2 separate regions of the Homo sapiens genome follow, and region 2 is linked to region 1. A link is an interaction called in ENCODE POLR2A ChIA-PET data of the cell type or tissue named here. Cell type or tissue: HepG2. All regions are shown on one strand. Links, peaks and the distances in the headings refer to the core of each region. The heading gives the core; the rest is flanking DNA.

Region 1 (4,327 bases), core at 257-4,256:
CCAGTGACTCTGAAACTTTTTTGGGTCACAGATCCCTTAGAGAATAAACTGCAGTCTACAAACTCCCTTCCTGGAAAAATGCACGGACACACTTATACGCATACACATACATTCTACACACCTAATCCACAGACAGTTTTGCACGCAATTGCAGGGATTCATGACCCTCTGAAGTTGGTCCATAGCCCCCAGTTAAGAATTACTGACCCAATTAAATCTTTTCAAAGAGAAAAGCTGAAAATTACCCAGGTTGTTGAGGCCAATAGAGTCCTCCACTAATCAGGAAAAACAACAGAATTTCAGAACCTGGAAATGATGTGCAGATCTATGCTTCAAGTCTTTTCAAAGGTCAATTGTAGGCTTTTGATTATTGGTAGCAGCGGAACTCTCTTTTTCAAATGAAATCTTCTACACAATTCCAATATTTAAAACAGATGAAAATAAAACTATTCTGTTCCCAACACAAAGAAACAATAAATGTTCAAGGTGATAGATATTCTAATTACCCTGATTGGATCATTACACATTGAATACACGTATCAAAATATCCCCATAAATATATCTAATTATTATATATCAACTAAAAATATTAGGAAACAATAATGAAGCTCTTCTAATTGATAAAAGATGCGGGGGCCTAGAGCGCCATCTGTTCAACTCCCTCTGTGTCACTTGTGACTCTGAAAAAAACACTGCCCTGGGCCCACTCCACTGGTCCGCTGAGCCACACTTGGGCCACTTGTCTCCCATACCATCAATATGCCCAGCCAGTCCCAATAAGCACTGCCATTCACAGAACAACCCCAGAACATACCGATTTCTCTGCCTAGTTGGGAGGACTTCAGAGATCCCGCTGACGACACAACAGCACACCTGCCCCAAGGCCCAGCCTTGGTCCTAATGCTCTCCTTGGGCAGATAACCCTCCCATTCAGAGGTATTGAAGGGAAAATCTGTGACCTCTACCATGGATACATTCACATGGTCCCGGAGGTGGCAGCGCAGGGCCTCTGCACTGAACTTGATGCCTGGTCCTGGCCCCTTGTAGGACACTTTGTACTTGTTCATGCTTAGGTAATTCTTCCAGATCTTTTGCAGCCTAGGGATAAGGTTTTTGGAAGAGCTGTCCTTGTTCCACACCTGGAAGGAGGCCTCTGGTTTGGCCTTGGCTAGGCCTCTGAGACTGCCGAGGGTCTGGCGGCCCCTGTGGGGGTCCTGGGTGCTGCTTGAGGATACAGACTGGGAATCAGACCCCATGGCCAATTTCCCCAGACTCTTTAACACCTGGAATTCCTTGGTTTGCAATTTAAAGGAATCATAGTAACTCCCTTTCTTCTTTTCCTTCCACACACAGATGACTGCAAACAGAAGAAAGACCAGGACGCAGCAGCTGAACTTTTTCTTCAGGTTGGTGTGAATCATAATGAAGATGTGTTCAGGGAAGTCACTTTGTTCTGAGCAGGAAAACAAGCCTAAAAAAAGTGAGACAAGGAAAAACAAATGATGTAAAGAAAAACCCAATGTGGCATGAGGCGGAGCGATGGACTGAGCAATAGATTTGAAATGAGGTGACTTGAATTCCAGCCCTGGTCTACCTCCTGGCCACCTCTGCAGCCTGTTAAGCAATTCTCGACAAAAGTCAGACTCAATTTGGGCTTTGAACGTGGACAGCAGTCCCTCTTCCTCTTCCACTCTTCCACTCCCTTCTTCCTCTTGAGCCATGAACACTTTATATGTCCTCCCATCATTACTTTTTCTATGCTGAATATTAGTTTCTGGTTGCCTTGGTCTACCTCTCTGACTGCACTCTGAGTTTCTTGAAGTCAGAAACCACATCTTGCAAATCACTCAGTTCCTAGGGCCTTGTAACATTTGTTAAATGAAGCCATGCATGCTTGAAAAAAAAATAGAATAAAAAAAAGCAGGCTGACTGTTTTACATCACCAGACCTAAACTTCCTAAAATAGTAAGTGGCCCAACACCCCTTCAAAATGGCCAGAAAAAGACTTCTCGTTATAGATGATGCCATAGATTTCTGATGTATCTCTCTAAGGGCTGCGATGCTGGACTCCTGCATGAGAAGATCGAGGGTTATCTCCACCACAGTTTTGTGCAGTGCCCTGCAAGAAGAGCACTGCTGAGACAGGAAGCTGACTCACCTCATGATAGAGGCTAGGAATTCTGGGTAAGATAGCAGACATGTAGCCAACTAAGGAAATGGAAACAAAAATTCATTAAGCACGCTAGATGTTATTTCACTTAACTTCACCATAACCAGGGCCACCATGAGACACAACTCTGGGGGCACCACGCATAGCATAGTCTAATACGAAGGGCATCTCCTAACCTGTACAGGGTTCACTTCAAAGGTGTTATAATCTCCATTTTATGGATTAGCAACCTGAGGCTCTAAGAAGTCAAGGGAAGTGCCCAAGCTCACAGAGCTGAGGAAATGGTTGCACTGAGGTTCAAATCGAAGTGGATTTGATTCCATAACCCATGTCCTTTCCAGTACAACATGCACAGAACTGCAAGAAGCTCTGGAAAATAGATTTCACTGAGCAAATAGAGACTGAATAGTCTCTTTATTTCTGAGTAAACACCTACTTTGTTTTCTCAGAATTTATTGTGTAACTGAATGGAAACTGGAAGCACTTTGAACTCAAATAATGTCTGTATCTTTTGGAAAACATTACATTCTTTCCCCAATCACTGGGTTTATTTACAATAATAAATCAAAGCAATCACCTCCGGGGTTTTGCTAACCCACTAGGGGTCTGAGGTCCCTTCCCATGGATCCCGCTCCTAAGGATATCAGGAAAAGGTAGTAGGAGTACTGGACTGGGTGTTCACAAAACCTGGGTTCTTATCCCCATTCTTGGTGACCTTGGGCAGGTCACTTAATATTTCTGCCCCTGAGTTTTTCAGAATAATTATCTCTGCCCTATGTGATTTGCAGAGTGTTGGGAGGGCAAAACAAGAGCATGGTATTCATTGGATTTGAACTAGATAAGCAAAAAGGCACAGAAGGTATTCTGAACAGAGACAGGAGAGCAGCAGCTCAGCCTGGGGGCCATGTGGAGGTGATACGGGTAGTGAAGACAGCAGTGTGAAGCCACAGCCATGACTCAGCAGCCCTGAGCTCCAGGCTCTTCCCTGGGAATTCTCCATGAACTGACATCCAGCTCATTCCTGGAATCCATTGGCAGTACCAACCAAAGCAGTGCTTCCACCATCCCAGACCTCAGGAACCAGTGACTCTGGGAACGATGGGCTCCTATCTTGGGCTGCTGAAGTTGTGGAAATGATTAAATGTACACAGTGGAAGAAGAATTCAGATAGAAGATCATGAAGTGAAGGGTGGAAGCTTGTTGTATTACCAGAAACTAAGGAATTCAATTTCCGCAGACACCCAACACAGGTAATCACATGACCATATGACAACTGAAGAAGAACTAGAGAAAAGAAGGAAAGTAGCATTTAAGGAGGGCCTACTACGTGGTAGTCACTTTCCTTGCAATATCTCATTGAACCTTTACTACAACACTATGATAGAGATATTGACAATCCTATTTTAGGAAATGGAAAAAACTGAGACTTAGCAAGGTTATAGGGTTTCTCCAATGTCAACAGCAAGTCAGTTCTAGAACCAGAATTCCAGCCCAGGTCTGTCTGACTCTAAAAGTTCATCATCTTTCCACCCAAGGACATGCATCTGTGATAAGGGACAGTGAGAAGTCAGTGTGATCAAGTCGGACTCAAGGTCACTAGAGAGGCAACTTCGTCTGTCAGACAGTCGCAGACAAGCCACCTTCACCATCAGTGCTGCACCTGCCATCCCTGCTGTGCACTGAGTGGTAACACTCAGGTACTTTCCGTATTGGTAAGGTTTTACAGACCTATTATACTCCCGTGAGATAAGCACAGCAGATTTTATGAGCTCCATTTATAGCTGAGTATAGTGAGGTTTGGAAATACAAATAATTTTCAAAGTTGCATGAGTGATTTGGAAATAGTGGACTTAGAACCTGACTTTCACATGTCTGAATGAAACAAGATGGCAGGAAGGGCCTGATTCACTGTCACAGGAGTGGAGGCTCAGGCAGCAGCTGCCCAGTACCTACTCTCCAAGGTGTGGTTTCCCAGGAAAGAAGAGTTCCTCCAAACAGCTGGGTCTAGCGACAGTCTTGCAACCATCAGACAGCCTCAGCCTTCACAGCCTGTGCTCTGTCATGGCCTCAGGGCACTCATCTGAAATCTCACATAAGGGCTCATGTGGTCCCTTGACACCACCCTTGGTTGAGGCTCCAAGTCCACCAGGTGGCTGG
Region 2 (4,472 bases), core at 260-4,259, 180 kb after region 1:
TCATTAACCTGTCTGTCTATTCTTATGCTAGGGATACTCTGTTTTGGGGGGGCGCGGTGGGGGTTTGAAATAGAGTCTCACTCTGTTGCTCAGGCTGGAGTGCGGCAGCACATTCTCAGCTCACTGCAGCCTCCACTTCCCAGGTTCAAGCAATTGTCCTGCCTCGGCCTCCTGAGTAGCTGGGACTACAGGCATGTCCACCAAGCCCGGCTAATTTTTGTGTTTTTAGTAGAGACAGGGTTTCACCATGTTGGCCAGGCTGGTCTCGAACTCCTGACTTCAAGTGATCCACCCACCTCGGCCTCCCTAAGTGCTGAAATTACAGGCTTGAGCCACCGCGCCTGAGCCAGGATACTCTGTTTTAACTGCTATGATTTTGTAATATGTTTTCAGTACCTAGCAAGGTTAGCTGCCTATCCCACCTAAATTACTGTTTTTAAAAATCTTATACAGTCTCACCTGTGTGCTCTTTCAAATGACCATCAAAAAAGAAAAACATTAACACCCCTGAAAATTCACCAGAAGCAAAATTAAGAAAAGGGTGTAATGACAAGTCACAGACTTCAAAACATGGCTATTGAGGAAGGAAACAAAAGATTCTGCCAGAGCATGGCAAGGCTTCTAATATCACTGTAGCCTCCCACCCACCAAGACTATACTAAAAAGAAGAGGATTGGACAAATTCCTGTGAGTTCTCCTCAACCTGGGGCAAAGAAGACTCAACAGGTAAGTAAGTATCCCAAGGAAAAGTCTAGAAAAAACCTGTCAGAGTACAGACTCCTGTCAGAGTACAAACTAGCATATCTCAAGATCTCTGTGGAAGAGCTGATGGTTCCTAGGGGTTACTAGGAACCTGTGGACCTAGAGGTATTCCACCATGGGAATAGGATGCATGGCCAACGAGATGGGTTAATTTGTGGTACCAAACATTTAACAGCATTTTAGAAGAGAGAGTAAAAGCCAGGTTACCCAACAAAGGCTGCACAATCCCCAGAGTCTGCTTCTATTCTCTCTTCCCTCCGTCTCAGAAAAGTGGAAAGAAAATGAGATTTCAGCTCTTGCTCTGTGGCTGGGAGGTGAGACATGCAAGTATCAGAGATGGCAGTCATGCTCACTGTATCAGAGCAAACAAAGTCTAGAAAGACCCACGTTCAACACAAGCAAGCTGGATCAGCCAGGTATACTACAGAAAAGCAACAAAAAAAAGAAATGAACAACATGCCAAGAACCCAGTCTGGGAAATATATATATATGTAATATATATATATATATATAAATATATTTGCTATACATACATTATCTATATTTGCTATATATATGTATATATATACCAAAATTTAGAAAAACCCACAAAACTCTCCATGAATTCCTGTTTTTGGAAGACTGTGATAAGAACATGAATAAAATAAAACAAGAGGAAGTTCAAAGATAAGAGGACAAATCAACGGAATTTCCCAGAACATTGTTAAAGTTAGAATGGTGAAAGCAAGCACCCTTGTTTTGTACCAATTTTAATGGGGATTTATTTAGTGTTTTGCTATTAATTATAATGTTGGATATTATTTACAATTTGTTATTCTTTATCATACCAGGGAAATAACATTCTATCTTTAAGTTATAGTTTTTTTTGTTTGTTTTGTTTTGTTTTGTTTTGAGATGGAGTCTCACTCTGTTGCCCAGGCTGGAGTACAATGGCACTATCTTGTCTCACGGCAACCTCCGCCTCCCAGGTTCCAGTGATTCTCCTGCCTCAGCCTCCTGAGTAGCTGGGATTACAGGCGCCAGCCACCATGCCCGGCTAGTTTTTGTGTTTTTAGTAGAGACGGGATTTCACCATGTTGCCCAGGCTGGTCTCAAACTCCTGATCTCAGGTAATCCATTGGCCTCGGCCTCCCAAAGTGCTGGGATTACAGGCATGAGCCACCGTGCCTGGCCTTAAGTTATAGAATTTTTTAGATAAAGAAAGGTTGAGCATTGACTTAAGCTATTTCAGCTGGCATGAACAAACTATTTTGGAAGGCCCTTATTTTCTAGCACCACACTACAAAGAACCTCAGTGCAGTCCTCAGAACTTGCCCACGTGAAAGATGAGTGAGACATTTCATCATATTTTCTTTAAACAACCGGACTTTCTGCCACATAACAAATTGAATGACTCATTTTACAAAGGCAAGTTCTTCCATTACCGGTATTTACAGGATTGCTAACATTAAGGCTACAGGTTGTATAACTCTATCCCCCAATGTCTTGAAACTATAAAGAAAAAAAGTCCAATGAAATTGGGGTTTATTTTTCATAACAGCATAGCTTTTGGTATCAGGCAGCTCTGGCTATGAATCTTTGCTCTACAATTTACTAGCTGCAGCTTTGAGCCAGTTAATTATCTTCTCTAAGCTTCAGTTTTCTTATCTAACAATGGGGTCAATGATATTTAATGTACAAGATGTTGTAAAGAGTAAATAAAATAATGTATTTCAAGCAGCTACTTCAAAATGATAATTATATTATTATTTCTATTTTTAAGATTATGATGTACCCAGTATAAAATAGACAATAAATATTTACTGAATAAATCAATGATCTTTGTAAAGAATTCAAAGATGAAATACAAAGTCTCTGTCCACAAGGGATTTCTAAGCTAGGAGGTTAATTGCTAATAAAATACATGTAAGTGAAGCTAGGGTTTTAGGTGTAATCTTATGGGTGCCTAATGACTTGACTCTATTATCCTGTTGCCAAGTTTTCTTCCTAACTGAGCCTGAGCTTGGTGCCTGGGCACAGTCACAGTTTAATTTCCAACCCTGTGTACTTTTTATTTTTATTTACTTGTTTTTTTGAGGCAGAGTCTTTCTCTGTTGCCCAGGCCGAAGTGCAGTGGCACTATCTTGGCTCACTGCAACTTCTGTCTCCCAGGTCAAGTGATTCTCCTGCCTCAGCCTCTCAAGTAGCTGGGATTACAGGTGCACGCCACCACAACCAGCTGATTTTTGTATTTTTAGTTTCACCATGTTGGTCAGGCAGGTCTCGAACTCCTGACCTCAAGTGATCTGCCCACCTTGGTCTCCCAAAGTGCTGGGATTACAGGCATGAGCCACTGCGCTCAGCCCCCTGTGTACTTTCTAGATGTACATAAAATAAATACAAGCTAACTCACATTAAAAGGAGAGATGGCATAAAAATACAGGAACTGGTGTCTTACGGCCCCCGTGGGTTGGGATATAGTTAAATCTCAGGAAGGACTGAACCAAAAAGTAGAAAGCATCCAAGATCTCTCTCTCTCTCTCTCTCTCTCTGACTTTCAATTCTGTTTCTCTCAAAGCCTCTACCTTTCTCACAGCTGGGCCTCTTCTTGTTCTACACTGCAGGGCAGAAGGACCCATGAGTCCTGAATCTGCATGTTTTACATCCATCCTAATTCGTATTCCTGGAGGAATCTGGTCGGCCCAGTATCTTAGCCCATTTTGTGCTGCTATAGCAGAATACCACAGACTGGGCAATTTATAAAGAACAGAAATTTGTTGGCTCACAGTTCTGAGGGTGAGAAAATCCAGTGGCTCAGACCTATAATCTCAGCACTTTGGGAAGCCAAGGCAGGAGGATTACTTGAGCCCAGAAGTTTGAGACCAGCCTGGGCAACATAGCAACACTCAAATCTCAAAAATAAAAATAAAAAATGTCTGCAGAAAATGTCCTAAATTTGCTGAAAGACCTATATTTATAGATTCAAGAAGTTTAATGAACCCTAAAATGGGTGAAAGTTGAAAACACCCAGACACATCATAATCAAACTATTGAAAATCAGAGGTAAAGAAAGCATCTTGAAAGCAGCTGGAAGAAAAAATTATAAATTACACATAAGGGAAAACTATGACTGCAGGTTTCTCATCTGAAACCATAGAGCCTTTGAGATAAAGAGAAAAAAAAATATATATATATATACACACACACCATGGGTCCCAGAAGACAGAAACATCTTTAATGCACTGAAAAAAATAAACTAAATAAAATAAAATGCTAGAAGAAAGAACTGTCAACTGAGAATTCTATATCCAGTAAAAATATATTTCAGGAATGTAGAAAAGATGAAGGCATTCTCAGATGAAGAAAAACTAAGAGAATTCATCATCAACAGACTTGCTTTAAAATAAATGCTCAATAAAGTTTTTCAGGTTGAGGAGAAATTACACCAGAGAGAAACACAGAACATTAGAAATTAATAAAGAACAAAGGAAATGATGAATATCTGAATATGTATTTTTCTCCTCTTAAATTCTTTAAAATATATATATGACTGACGAATGCAAAAATCATAACATTGCCTATAATGTTTCAGTGTATATAGATGTAATATATATGACAACTACAACATAAAAGAAAGTGGATAGAGGTACTAATATGATTATAAGCCTTCTACGGTTTACTGCAAGTGGCAAAATATTAACTTTATGCACACTGTGAAAAGTTAAGTACAT

The links. Peaks named below come from ENCODE experiments on the same cell type or tissue, not always from the same donor. Only the 100,000 strongest peaks of a DNase experiment are listed, where the experiment ranks them.
Region 2: POLR2A ChIA-PET joins it to region 1 with 12 read pairs; 4 of 35 experiments call an interaction of 5 or more read pairs at or near these places.

The regions. Positions count from the first base shown.
Region 1 is chr3:187,039,798-187,044,124 of GRCh38, reverse strand. It overlaps ST6GAL1 (ST6 beta-galactoside alpha-2,6-sialyltransferase 1), which reads right to left. Exons shown (of 8, transcript NM_173216.2): 4 at 815-1,471. The coding sequence starts at 1,421. Among named protein-coding and RNA genes, the nearest start is that of RPL39L, 98 kb to the left of the region's middle. RefSeq lists an enhancer at 2,222-2,291. In HepG2, for the core only: no CTCF peak of the experiment used is centred there; DNase peaks (open chromatin) are centred at 2,144, 2,624, 3,114 and 4,034; H3K4me3 peaks cover 3,102 bases.
Region 2 is chr3:186,858,632-186,863,103 of GRCh38, reverse strand. It overlaps ADIPOQ-AS1 (ADIPOQ antisense RNA 1), which reads left to right and starts at 1,736. Exons shown (of 4, transcript NR_046662.2): 1 at 1,736-1,871. RefSeq lists an enhancer at 1,930-2,224. In HepG2, for the core only: no CTCF peak of the experiment used is centred there; a DNase peak (open chromatin) is centred at 2,103.